Regions from separate parts of the Homo sapiens genome. Here region 2 is linked to region 1. A link is a contact called in ENCODE Hi-C or POLR2A ChIA-PET data. All regions are on one chromosome and are shown on one strand. Each heading gives the region's core, a stretch centred on a gene start or an enhancer-like site at or near the end of the contact. The rest is flanking DNA. Distances are from core to core; before and after follow the strand shown. Region 1 holds the start of MTFP1 (mitochondrial fission process 1). Region 2 overlaps HORMAD2 (HORMA domain containing 2).

Region 1 (5,866 bases), core at 2,362-4,861:
CTTCATCCCCATGACCTGCCACACTGCCTTGCTCAGTCACTAAACATCAACAAAAATCACTGTCCCCAAGCCCTTTGCCAGAACTGCCTGAATGTCTGTCTGGTTTCTGCCTTCCCTCAGATGTCCTGCGGTTTGACAACACCTACAGCTTCATTCATGCCAAGAAGGTCAATTTCACTGTGGAGGTCCTGCTTCCAGACAAAGCCTCAGAAGAGAAGATGAAACAGCTGGGGGCAGGCACCCCGAAATAACACCTTCTCCTATAGCAGGCCTGGCCCCCTCAGTGTCTCCCTGTCAATTTCTACCCCTTGTAGCAGTCATTTTCGCACAACCCTGAAGCCCAAAGAAACTGGGCTGGAGGACAGACCTCAGGAGCTTTCATTTCAGTTAGGCAGAGGAAGAGCGACTGCAGTGGGTCTCCGTGTCTATCAAATACCTAAGGAGTCCCCAGGAGCTGGCTGGCCATCGTGATAGGATCTGTCTGTCCTGTAAACTGTGCCAACTTCACCTGTCCAGGGACAGCGAAGCTGGGGGTGGCGGGGGGCATGTACCACAGGGTGGCAGCAGGGAAAAAAATTAGAAAAGGGTGAAAGATTGGGACTTAACACTTCAGGGAAGTCAGCTGCCGGGGAGAAACTTGCTCCTAAATGAACACATAAGTTTAGATCGCAATGAGGAGTAGCAGGGTAGCTGGTTGCTAGAGTTACGGTGGGGATCAGAAACTCTTCCAAACATTTTAGCACTGAGGCTGGGGTAGCTTTTGGCTTTTCCCAGGTCTCAGGAGGTGGCCTGAGTCAGCACACATCTTCCCACTCGGTAGACAGGCTGGCCTCTCCCTCACTTTGAGACTTTGGCAACTCCTGGGCCACACGGCCTGCCTCTTTGATTACTAATGATTGTCAGTGACTCAGAGCTTCCTGGGACTTCGGGTACCCACCCGCTGTTCTCCATGCAAACAAAGCGCCAGGGAAATGACCCACAGGGATCGCAGCTGCAGGGAGGGCCAGGGAGGTTGGGGGTGGGAGTGAATGCTAAAAGCAGATCGTCCAGTGCCCTTTTCAGTGCTACCGGCCTCTCACCAAGCAGTCCTCCATGTGAGCAACCCCGAGACAAAAATGCTAAGTGGGATCAAGAGAGCAGCACTCGGAGAGGGTGTTTGCCAGTCTGAGTGTCCCGCGGTGCCCGCCAACCCGCTTCCTGACTGACCTGAGCAAGGTCTTACTAAGCAGTCCCATCTCTGTGGGAGGCATGCAACGCGTGCAGGGAGTTCAGGTGCCGGTCGGCGTAGCCAGGCCTGGAGGCCCCCCAGGCAGGAGGCCGCCCAAAGGCGGGGCCGGCGTCTCGCAGACTAGGGGCTGGGGGCGGCCACAGACGGCCTCGAAACCACAGCCCTTACCCCAATCCCACGAGCCCCGCCAACGAACCACAGGTGCTGGGCTTTAGAGAACATGGGAAGGCGGCCCCAGACCTGGCGGGAACGCCTTTCCCTCAGAGCCAGGCCCCGGCCCCGTCTGGGAAGCTCATCTTGCGAAGCTGAGGGAGCTCAGGGCAAAGGCCAGGCTAGCGCGGACCGGAAGGGGCCGAGGCTGCACGGGCCTCTGCCAGAACGCTCAGGACATCCCGGCCTGGGTTTACAACGCTGTTAGGAAAATTAACCAATGAATAAAGCAACGTTCAGTGCGCAGGGAGTGAAATTCAATGCCCACCGCTAGGCTCCTCGCTGCCTCTCACTCAAGAGGCCCAAACTCAGACGGCGTCAGGGACCCGGACCCAGCAGCCGTTTCACGCCAATAGATAGGGCGCATGCGCAGAAATCCTCCTCGGCTCTCTAGCGTGAGCTTTCCCAAGGGGCCACGCCCAGCTTGCCTTCTGATTGGTCCAGCTGGTGGGTTGTCTTCCGCCATCTTTGATCAGGGCACTAAGGATGCTCCCCACGGCCTTCACAGTGACGGCGGAGACCCTGCCCCGCCAGCTGCTCAGTACGTGCCGCGTAGCCCGTGCGAGCCAAGTGTGAGTCCGGGCGAGCGCCTGCGGAGCTAGCACTGGGCCCAGAATGAGAGGGAGGCGGAGGAGCAGCGATCACGTGGTTTTAGGGACTGTCTAATAATTCCACGCCAGCATTGCCGGTGTTTCAGGGGGTGGGAACCGCTGCGTTCCCCATCAACTTTTCTCCCACCCACCACCCTCCCCAACCTACAAGCCCAGCTCAGCTTGAGGTAACTGCTGACCGGACTGTCCTATACAGCCCTACAAGACAGAGGCGCCTAGGGCTGAAAGCGGGGGCCTCCGTAGGGAGCCAGCGGGGGCCTCAATAGTTACTCATTTTCTCTACCTTTGATGAAAATAAGAGCTAATTCTTAATAAGGCCTACCGGGTATCACGCAAAAACCCTGTGCTTACTATTACACTTTGGGTTGTTGCAAAGATTAAAGGAAATAAGCCGTGCAAAGCGCTTAAGAGCTTGGTATAAGTAAGTGCTCGTCAATGTTGGCTACTCTCATTTTTTTTGCAGACGTGGGAACTGGGGCTCAGGGAGGCTAACAGCCAGTAGGCGGCACAGCTAGGATTTGAACCCAGGATTGTCTCCAACGCCGCTCAATTATACCCGCCAAGGAGTCACAGAGACTTAGTGAAGTGCACACATTGCTCACCTGGGTGAACTGAGGTCCAGCGGGGGAAGGCTTCCTCCTGTTGTAATCACTAACCCCAACTCTGTCTCCCTTGCCCGATTCATTCATTCGTTAATTAATTCATCCAACATCCTGTCCCCAAGAAGCTCAGTCTGGGGACATACTGATCCAGTTAAATGCGAGTGCTTCCTAGTTATACATGGCGACTGCTGAGAAGGGACTCCAGAGTCCAGGCACCTACCTCCCAGGGGCTCACCGTTCACTCCTCTAGCCTCATTTAGAGCTCGCATTAAGAGCACGGGATCTGGATCCACACTGTTTGGATTCAAATCACAACTTCACCACTTAGCAGCTGTGTGTTCTGGGAAAATGACCCACCTTCTCTGTGCCTCCATTTTCTCACCTGTAAAACGGGCTCCCAGGCTGGTGGGAGGGTTTCAGGTGTAAGACATGGAGAGTCCTTTAGCGAACATGTAGACTGGCAATAAACTCAATAAATGGTGACTGTTATAATTAATCCTCGGAACCATCCTAGGGAGTGGACACTATTGTGTTCCCCATTTTATTTATTACATTAATTTTTTTTTTTTTTTTTTAGTAGAGACGAGGTCTCGCTATGTTGTCCAGGCTGTTCTCGAACCCTTGGGCTCAAGAGATCTTCCCGCCTCCGGCCTCCCAAAGTGCTGGGATCACAGGCGTGAGCCAACGGGCCCAGCCTGTGTCCCTCCCTCGTTTTTACAAATGAATAAAGAGATGCTGGATAAGCCCGAGGTCACAAGCTTTGCAGTGTAGCATCCCCCAACTTGATCCCCTGTCTCTTTGGCTCCAAAACCTACACTCAGTCCTGGGAGCGATTAGCGCCAACAGCTCAGAGAAAACGTGACGAAAACCAGTCTGTAAAACCCGAGCCTGGGAGAGGGGCTTCGGTGCGCGGGGGGAATTTGCAGACGCTCCCTGCTGGCGGAGATTTCCTGACCTGTCCTTCGGCGCGGGACTTTCGGCGGGTCCCGGCCGGGCAGACCCAAGTGCCGGCGGCGGAGACTGCAGTGGAGCCAGTACCGGCTGTAGTGGCCGGGGCCGTGGCGGGAGAGTCATGTCAGAGCCGCAGCCGCGGGGCGCAGAGCGCGATCTCTACCGGGACACGTGGGTGCGATACCTGGGTGAGCGCGGGGCGACGGGCGCGGCGACCCCACCACCACTGGGCTGGAGAAGCAGGGGTCGCCGGACGCCCGCCCGGGGCCTGGAGGAGGCGGGATGATCTTAGTTCTCATTCTGCTTTTGGGCCGGAGACTGGGCTCAGACAGGGCTAGGGACTTGCCCAAGGTCACACTACCCTGGTGGGTCGCCCAGGGCGGAAGCTCCCATGGGGTGAGCGGGCTGCCCGCTCTGGCATGCGCTCTGGCTGGCTGTGGAGTCGGGATCTCCACTCCCATTTCGGTCCTGACACGCACTGGCTCTGTCTGAACCTCAGTTTCCTCCTCGGCAAAAAAACAAAAACAAAACAAAAAACAAACGAGATACACACGAGGGCCTCTCTCATTGGGTGGTGGTTGCGAGGGTGGAATGGGATAAAGCGCAGAAAGCCCTGGCACTTGGCGAGCGTCTGGTCAGTGGCGCTGCCCTCGATCACTCTGCCCCTCTGGGTGCCTGTCACCTCATTAGTGCAGTTACTCCTGGGACCAAGACCAGGAAATCTAACCAATAAGCAATGGTAACAGTGACTCAGTGCTCAGTCCGCCCTCAGTGGCCCGAGTCCGAGGTGGGCATCATGGCACCAGTTTACATCTCGGAAAGGGAGGCTCAGAGAGGTCAAGTCACTTGCCTAAGGTCACCCAGGGACTGCTTAGCTGGCTAGGATGAGAACCAGCCTGCTCCAACGCCCCCTCGTGGAACAGTTGCGAGCCTAGGAATTAAATGTTCCCTCCCCCAGGCTATGCCAATGAGGTGGGCGAGGCTTTCCGCTCTCTTGTGCCAGCGGCGGTGGTGTGGCTGAGCTATGGCGTGGCCAGCTCCTACGTGCTGGCGGATGCCATTGACAAAGGCAAGAAGGCTGGAGAGGTGAGTGTTAGCCTATTTTCCAACCCCCAACCCTAGCTCTCTTCTTGTGTGGTTCAGTCCACAGCCTTGCATGTGATAAAGTCCCTGTGGGACACTCCAGTCCCTACAACCTTGCCTAGTGCAGTCCATAGACAGTCCTGTTTGTAGGACAGTGTACCCCTGCCCCCACACTCCCACTCCCCGAACTGGATGTGGCAGACTGTACCCCACTCCTGGGTGCGGACAAGTCCACTGGCCACTTGCCCCTCCCGGTCTAGCCTCGTGCCCCTTGTCGCAGGATTTTCTGCCTCTGCCCCAGCTGGATTAAGTGTCTCTGCGCCCACCAGGTGCCCAGCCCTGAAGCAGGCCGCAGCGCCAGGGTGACTGTGGCTGTGGTGGACACCTTTGTATGGCAGGCTCTAGCCTCTGTGGCCATTCCGGGCTTCACCATCAACCGCGTGTGTGCTGCCTCTCTCTATGTCCTGGGCACTGCCACCCGCTGGCCCCTGGCTGTCCGCAAGTGGACCACCACCGCGCTTGGGCTGTTGACCATCCCCATCATTATCCACCCCATTGACAGGTGGGTACCTTCTTGGCCTCAGGGATCATCCACTCTCCAGTGATGAGAGTGGATCATCCAGTCTCCAGGTAGAGCTAGACTCTGTGAAGTGTGGGGTATGCCCACTTTGCTGGAGCAATAGCAGGGACAAGGCTGGCACTTGGCTCCTGGGTTAGAAAGGACAGCCTGTACCCTTGTCATATGGTATGGCAGGCACTTTAGCAATAAAAGAAGAGGGGTGCGTTGAGGGTATGGGACACAGGACAAGTAAATTCCCAGAAAGAAAGTCTAGTGTTACAAAACAACCAGAGAGAAGCAGGAGCAGGTGCACCCTAGAGGGGATGCATTTTGGGAGGTATTGGTGACAGAAGCCTAACTCAAACTGAATATTTGAATAAAATGGAGTAAAAGTCCAGGGCTGTGTTGCATTCAGGCATGGCTAGATCTAGGTACCCAAATTATGTCATTAGGGGTCTGGGTCTCCCCATCCTGCTGCCTTTCTCCCCACCCCACCCTATTTCTTGCTGGCTTCACCTGCTTTCTCCTTGTGGGAGTAGAAATGGCCCTAGCAGCTCCCAAGTTCTATCCCACCAGCTTAGCCTCCCCCAGCAGAAGCTTTTAAACAGTAACAACAAAAATC
Region 2 (5,383 bases), core at 1,548-4,047, 320 kb before region 1:
ATGTTTATTTATTAATTTTTTTGTGAGTGTGTGGCAGAGTCTTACTCTGTTGCCCAGGCTGGAGTGCAGTGGCGCAAACTTGGCTCACTGCAACCTCCGCCTCCCAGGTTCAAGCGATGCTGCTGCCTCAGCCTCCTAAGTAGCTGAGATTACAGAAATGCACCACCACACTCGGCTAATTTTTGTATTTTTAGTAGAGATGGGGTTTCACCATGTTGGCTAGGCTTCTCTCGAACTCCTGACCTCAAGTGATCTGCCCAACTCAGCCTCCCAACATGCTGGGATTACAGGCATGAACCACTTCACCCAGACTATATATTGATTTTTTTATATCAATTTGATATTTTTATGTAAAAATATCAGAGATATTTCAATCACCCCTATAATGCTCATTAGAAAGTGATGCATGCCAAAAGACAGATAATGATCATATGCAATGGGAAGTATGGGAAAGGAGGCACTATACCCTGTGAGAAACATGAGAGAAATCTTTTGAGAGAAAATAGCCTCTGAGCTTTGGAGGCCCTGAATATTTGGACAGATTGAGAGGGGGAGACGGCCATCACTGTTATACTGAACAGTGCTCACTCATTCCCCTTCATCCATTCATTTAGCAGCATTTCCTGACTGTTCCTCATTGAGGGGCAGTACAATATAGTTAGAACTTCAAGTTTTGGAGTCAGATGGTCTGAAGAATCCCAGTTCTGTCACTTAACACCTGTGTGACCTTTGGCACGTAACCTACCTTTTGGTACCTTAGTTTCTTTGCATATAAGATGGGGATAATAATAGAATCCACTTGTTAAGGATATTTGATAATTAAATGAGTTAATAATCTAAAGCAGTGGTTCTCAAACTTTAGCTTGCATCAGAATCACCTGGAGGACTTGTTAAAACACATGTTGTGAAGCCTCACCTCAAAATTTCTGATGTAAGAATTTGCATTTCAGACAAATTATAAGAGATGCTCTTGACTGCTGGTCTAGGGACCATAATTTGAAAACCACTGATCTAAAATGGTTAGAACAATGCCTGGCACATAACAAATACTATGTATGTGTTAAACATTCATTCTTTATACATTGGCTATTTAATCTGTGCCAGACACTGTGCCTAAGCATTGGATGAGATAATAATGAGAGTAAAATGTGATTCCACTCCCAGGGAGGTCATAATATAATAGGGTCACTTCTTAAATAAAAAATTATAAGTATTACATGTACTAAAATAGCAGTATAATGTACAAAGAGTATCTAGCTAGTTTGATAAATTTATTTTACTAAATGTCTACCTGTATGACTGACTCAGTCAAAATAGCTTGTTTTGGAGAGATCAAAAGACAAAATTTTAGATAGATGACTTAGTCTCTTAAGTAAATAGTATTTATATTGTTTTTCAGTTGTTAATCTTTTATAACTTTCCTCAGGTGATCTTGTAGCTGGTATGATATGTTTTAAAAGTAGTTTGAGGCCGAACACAGTGGCTCACACCTGTAATCCCAGCACTTTGGGAGGCTGAGACGGGTGGATCTCTTGAACCCAGGAGTTTGAGACCGGCCTGGGCAACATGGTGACACCCTGTCTCTGCTATAAATACAAAAAATTAGCTGAGTATGGTGGCTGGTGCCTATAATCCCTGCTACTCGAGAGGCTGAGGCAGGAGAATTGCTTGAGCCTAGGAGGCAGAGGTTGCAGTGAGCTGAGACCATGCCACTGCACTCCAGCCTGGGCGACAGAGCGAAACTTCATCTCAAATAAATAAATAAATAAATAAATGAAAATAGTTTGAGTAAAATCAGATTTGAGTATCTAGAGATCTTGAAAGGTGTTCCCCTGTAAGAGCATGATTATTTCTAGTTATGAAATTTTGTGTGATTTTTTTTTTTTTTGAGACGGAGTCTCGCTCTATTGCCCAGGCTGGAGTGCAGTGGTGTGATCTCGGCTCACTGCAACCTCTGCCTCCCGAGTTCAAGCAATTCTTCTGCCTCAGCCTCCCAAGTAGCTGGGACTACAGGCACGTGCCACCATGCCTTGCTAATTTTTGTATTTTTAAAGTAGAGATGGGGTTTCAATTTTGGGTGATTTTTATACTTATTTTGTACTTTATATTATGCTTGAATTCTTCAAAATAAGTACATATCAGTGTTGCAGATAATTATTGTAAAAAAAGAGACTATATTGTATATAGCTATCTAGCTTGTTTCCTTATTCGCATTCTCAATCCCTCACCATTCCAACCCACTGTCCACACTGCATACTTTCAGAAACCCAAGTCTGATCATGTCATTCTTTTGCCTAAAAATTTTCCACAGCTTTTAAAATAAAGTTCAGGGTCCTTCACATGGTCTGCAAGGCCTGTATGATCCCTATCTTCCTGTCCAGGGCATCACTGTCATTCCCATGTTCAAGCCACACAAAGAATCTAGAACATGCCAAGCTCCTTTTACCTTTGCATATATTGTTCCTCTTGCCTGGAAACTTCTCTCCCCTGCCCCATACACCTTGCCTGGCTAACTCCAATTTATCTGTCAAGTCTCAGCTTAAATATTTACTTCCCTAGGGAAGTAAATACTTCCCTCCCTGACACCCTCCTCCCTAGCCTAGATGGTCCCTTTATTTCATGTTCTCATAGCATCCCATGCTGCTTCTTCATAGCAATGAACACAATGTTAATGATGTAGCTATCTTTGCTATTTTTTTGTTGTTTAACGTTGTTCTCCCCTGCTAGTCTAAATGTTCCCTGAGATTGGGACCATGTCTATTTTTGAATGAATGCATAAATAAATGAACTCAATTAAGTAATGTATGAGTTTATATGCAGTAATCAAAATGGCCACACAGTGGCAGTAAAGTTTTAGTCCTTTGATATGAAATTATGGTTCTGAAATTTTTTTTCTTTTCTCTTTCTTTCTCTCGCTCTCTCTTTCTCTCCCTCCCTCCTTCTTTCCTTCCTTCCTTCCTTTCTTCTTTTTCTTCCTTTCTCTCTTTCCTTCCTTTCTTTCCTTTCCTCCTTCCCTCCCTCCTTCCTTCCTTTCTTCTTTTTTTTTTTTGGAGTCTCTCTCTGTTGCCCAGGCTGGAGTGCAGTGGCGTGGTCTTGGCTCACTGCAACCTCTGCCTCCCGGGTTCAAGTGATTCTCCTGCCTCAGCCTCCCGAGTAGCTGGGATTACAGGTGCCTGCCACTACACCTGGCTAATTTTTTGTATTTTTAGTAGAGACGGGGTTTCACCATGTCGGCCATGCTGGTCTCAAACTCCTGACCTTGTGATCCTCCGGCCTCAGACTCCCAAAGTGCTGGGATTACAGGCGTGAGCCACCATGCCCGGCCCTCTCTTTCTTTCTTATAGGGTTTCACTCTGTTGCTTAGGCTGGAGTGCATTGGCACAATCACAGCTCACTGCAGCCTCAACTTCCAGGCCTCAAACAATCCTCCTGCCTCAGCCTCCCAAGTAGCTAGGACCACAAGTGTGCACCACTATGCCTAGCTAATTATTTACTTTTTGTAGAGATGGCATCTTACCATGTTTCCCAGGCTGGCTTTGAACTCCTGGGTTCAAATGATCTGCCCACCTTGGGCTCCCAAAGTGCTGGGATTACAGGCAAGAACCACTGTGACTGGCCTGAAATTTTCTGATTTGTATTCTAGTTTTTAAAAACAATTATCATTGGCTTGATTATATTTCTATCTCTATATGTTACTCTTTCAAGCAGAGATAATCTGTTCATAGTAGTGTATATGTAGAGAGGACAAGGACTTTATAGACATATAAGATGTTTTTACTTTAGTAGATTAGTTTCAAATGGGACACTTTTTGAGGTACTTGTTGCATATTTAATTATTTAGTAATAATGAATTATTTTGTATACCTTTTGCCTCCAGAACTAGAATATAACTTTTTAAGGGTAGGGATAGTTATCTTTTTTGTGTCCCTCTCGTCTCTAGCAGAGCCCTGTGTACGTAATGGACTCTCACTTGAATGAGTGAATAGTTAGTACAGTTGGCCCTCCATGTATCAGAGCATTCTACATCCACAGATTCAACCAACTGGAAAATATTTAGAAAAAATAACAGTACAACAATAAAAATAATACAAATAAAAAATACAGTGTGACAAGTATTTATATAGCATTTACATGGTATTAAGTATTATAAGTAATCTAGAAATGATTTAAAATACAGTTGAACTCATTACACATTATATACAGGTATCAAAATATCACATGTACCCCCAAAATATGTACAACTATTATATATCAATTAAAAAATGCTAGTCTTTCAGAAATGGAGAGAAAAAAAGAAAAAATTATAGGAAAGAATCAGTTTTCAGATATCTAGGAAATTCCCCTTTATAATGCAAAAAAATTGCTATCGAATTGTGAGCATATACTTTTTTTTTTTTTTTTTTTTGAGATGGAATCTCGCTCTGTCGCCCAGGCTGGAGTGCAATGGCGTGATCTCAGCTCACTGCAACCTCTGCCTCCCAGGTTCAAGCAATTCTCCTGTTTCAGCCTCCCAAGTAGCTGGGATTACAGGCACAAGCCGCCATGCCTGGCTAATTTTTTGTATTTTAGTAGAGACAGAGTTTCACCATGTTTCCCAGGCTGATCCCAAACTCCTGAGCTCAGGCAGTCTACCCACCTTGGCCTCCCAAAGTGCTAGGATTACAGGCGTGAACCACCGCACCCGGCCTCATATAATATACTTTTAGCATAAAATTAATTTTGACCTTCCTGGAAAAAAGTACAGTTGACCTTTGAACAACATGGGTTTGAGCTTCACAGGTCCACTTATATATGGATTATTTTCAATAAATACAGTTGGCCCTCTGTATCTGTGGCTTCCACATCTGCAACCAAAGGTGGATTGAAAATACAGGACGGGGCCAGGGCAGTGGTTCACGCCTGTAATCCCAACACTTTGGGAGGCCGAGGTGGGTGGATCACAAGGTCAGAAGATCGAGACCATCCTGGCCAACATGGTGAAACCCTGTCTCTACTAAAAATACAAAAATTAGCTGGGCGTGGTGGTGCATGCGTGTAATCCCAGCTACTCAGGAGGCTGAGGCAGGAGAATCGCTTGAACCCGGGAGGAGGAGGTTGCAGTGAGCCAAGATCACGCTACTGTACTCCAGCCTGGTGACAGAGCAAGACTCTGTCAAAAAAAAAAAAAAAAAGAAAGAAAGAAAGAAAGAAAAAGAAAATACTACAGGCTGGGCACAGTGGCTCATGCCTGTAATTCCAGCACTTTGGGAGGCCAAGATGGGAGGATCACTTGAGGTCAGGAGTTCACGACCAGCCTAGCCAACATGGCAAAACCCCATCTCTACTGAAAATACAAAAATTAGCCGGGCATTGAGGCGGGCATCTGTAATCGCAGCTACTCAGG

What was found. Hi-C counts contacts between places; a loop is a spot of excess contacts on that map. ChIA-PET counts read pairs that join two places held with the same protein, here RNA polymerase II (POLR2A). Pooled maps may share reads with other maps.
Region 2: a loop to region 1 is called in a pooled map, with 4 times the contacts of the local background. The contact joins the enhancer-like site here to the promoter of MTFP1 in region 1. A Hi-C loop is called at or near these places in 7 of 50 pooled maps. POLR2A ChIA-PET finds 5 or more read pairs at or near these places in 5 of 52 experiments (GM12878, MCF 10A, PC-3 and 2 more).

What each region holds. Positions count from the first base shown.
Region 1 is chr22:30,422,157-30,428,022 of GRCh38, forward strand. MTFP1 (mitochondrial fission process 1) reads left to right here and starts at 3,612. Exons shown (of 4, transcript NM_016498.5): 1 at 3,612-3,790; 2 at 4,561-4,688; 3 at 5,015-5,247. The coding sequence starts at 3,724. SEC14L2 (SEC14 like lipid binding 2) reads left to right here. Exons shown (of 12, transcript NM_012429.5): 12 at 121-3,147. The coding sequence ends at 251. RefSeq lists enhancers at 1-276, 3,872-4,430, 4,431-4,991 and a silencer at 2,145-2,254.
Region 2 is chr22:30,105,999-30,111,381 of GRCh38, forward strand. The region is part of intron 5 of HORMAD2 (HORMA domain containing 2); the gene reads left to right. Among named protein-coding and RNA genes, the nearest start is that of HORMAD2, 28 kb to the left of the region's middle. Within about 2 kb of position 2,798, at least 3 of the 41 ENCODE cell types and tissues checked have a DNase peak (open chromatin) inside an H3K27ac peak, as active enhancers do; they include PC-3, where a contact is called at or near this core.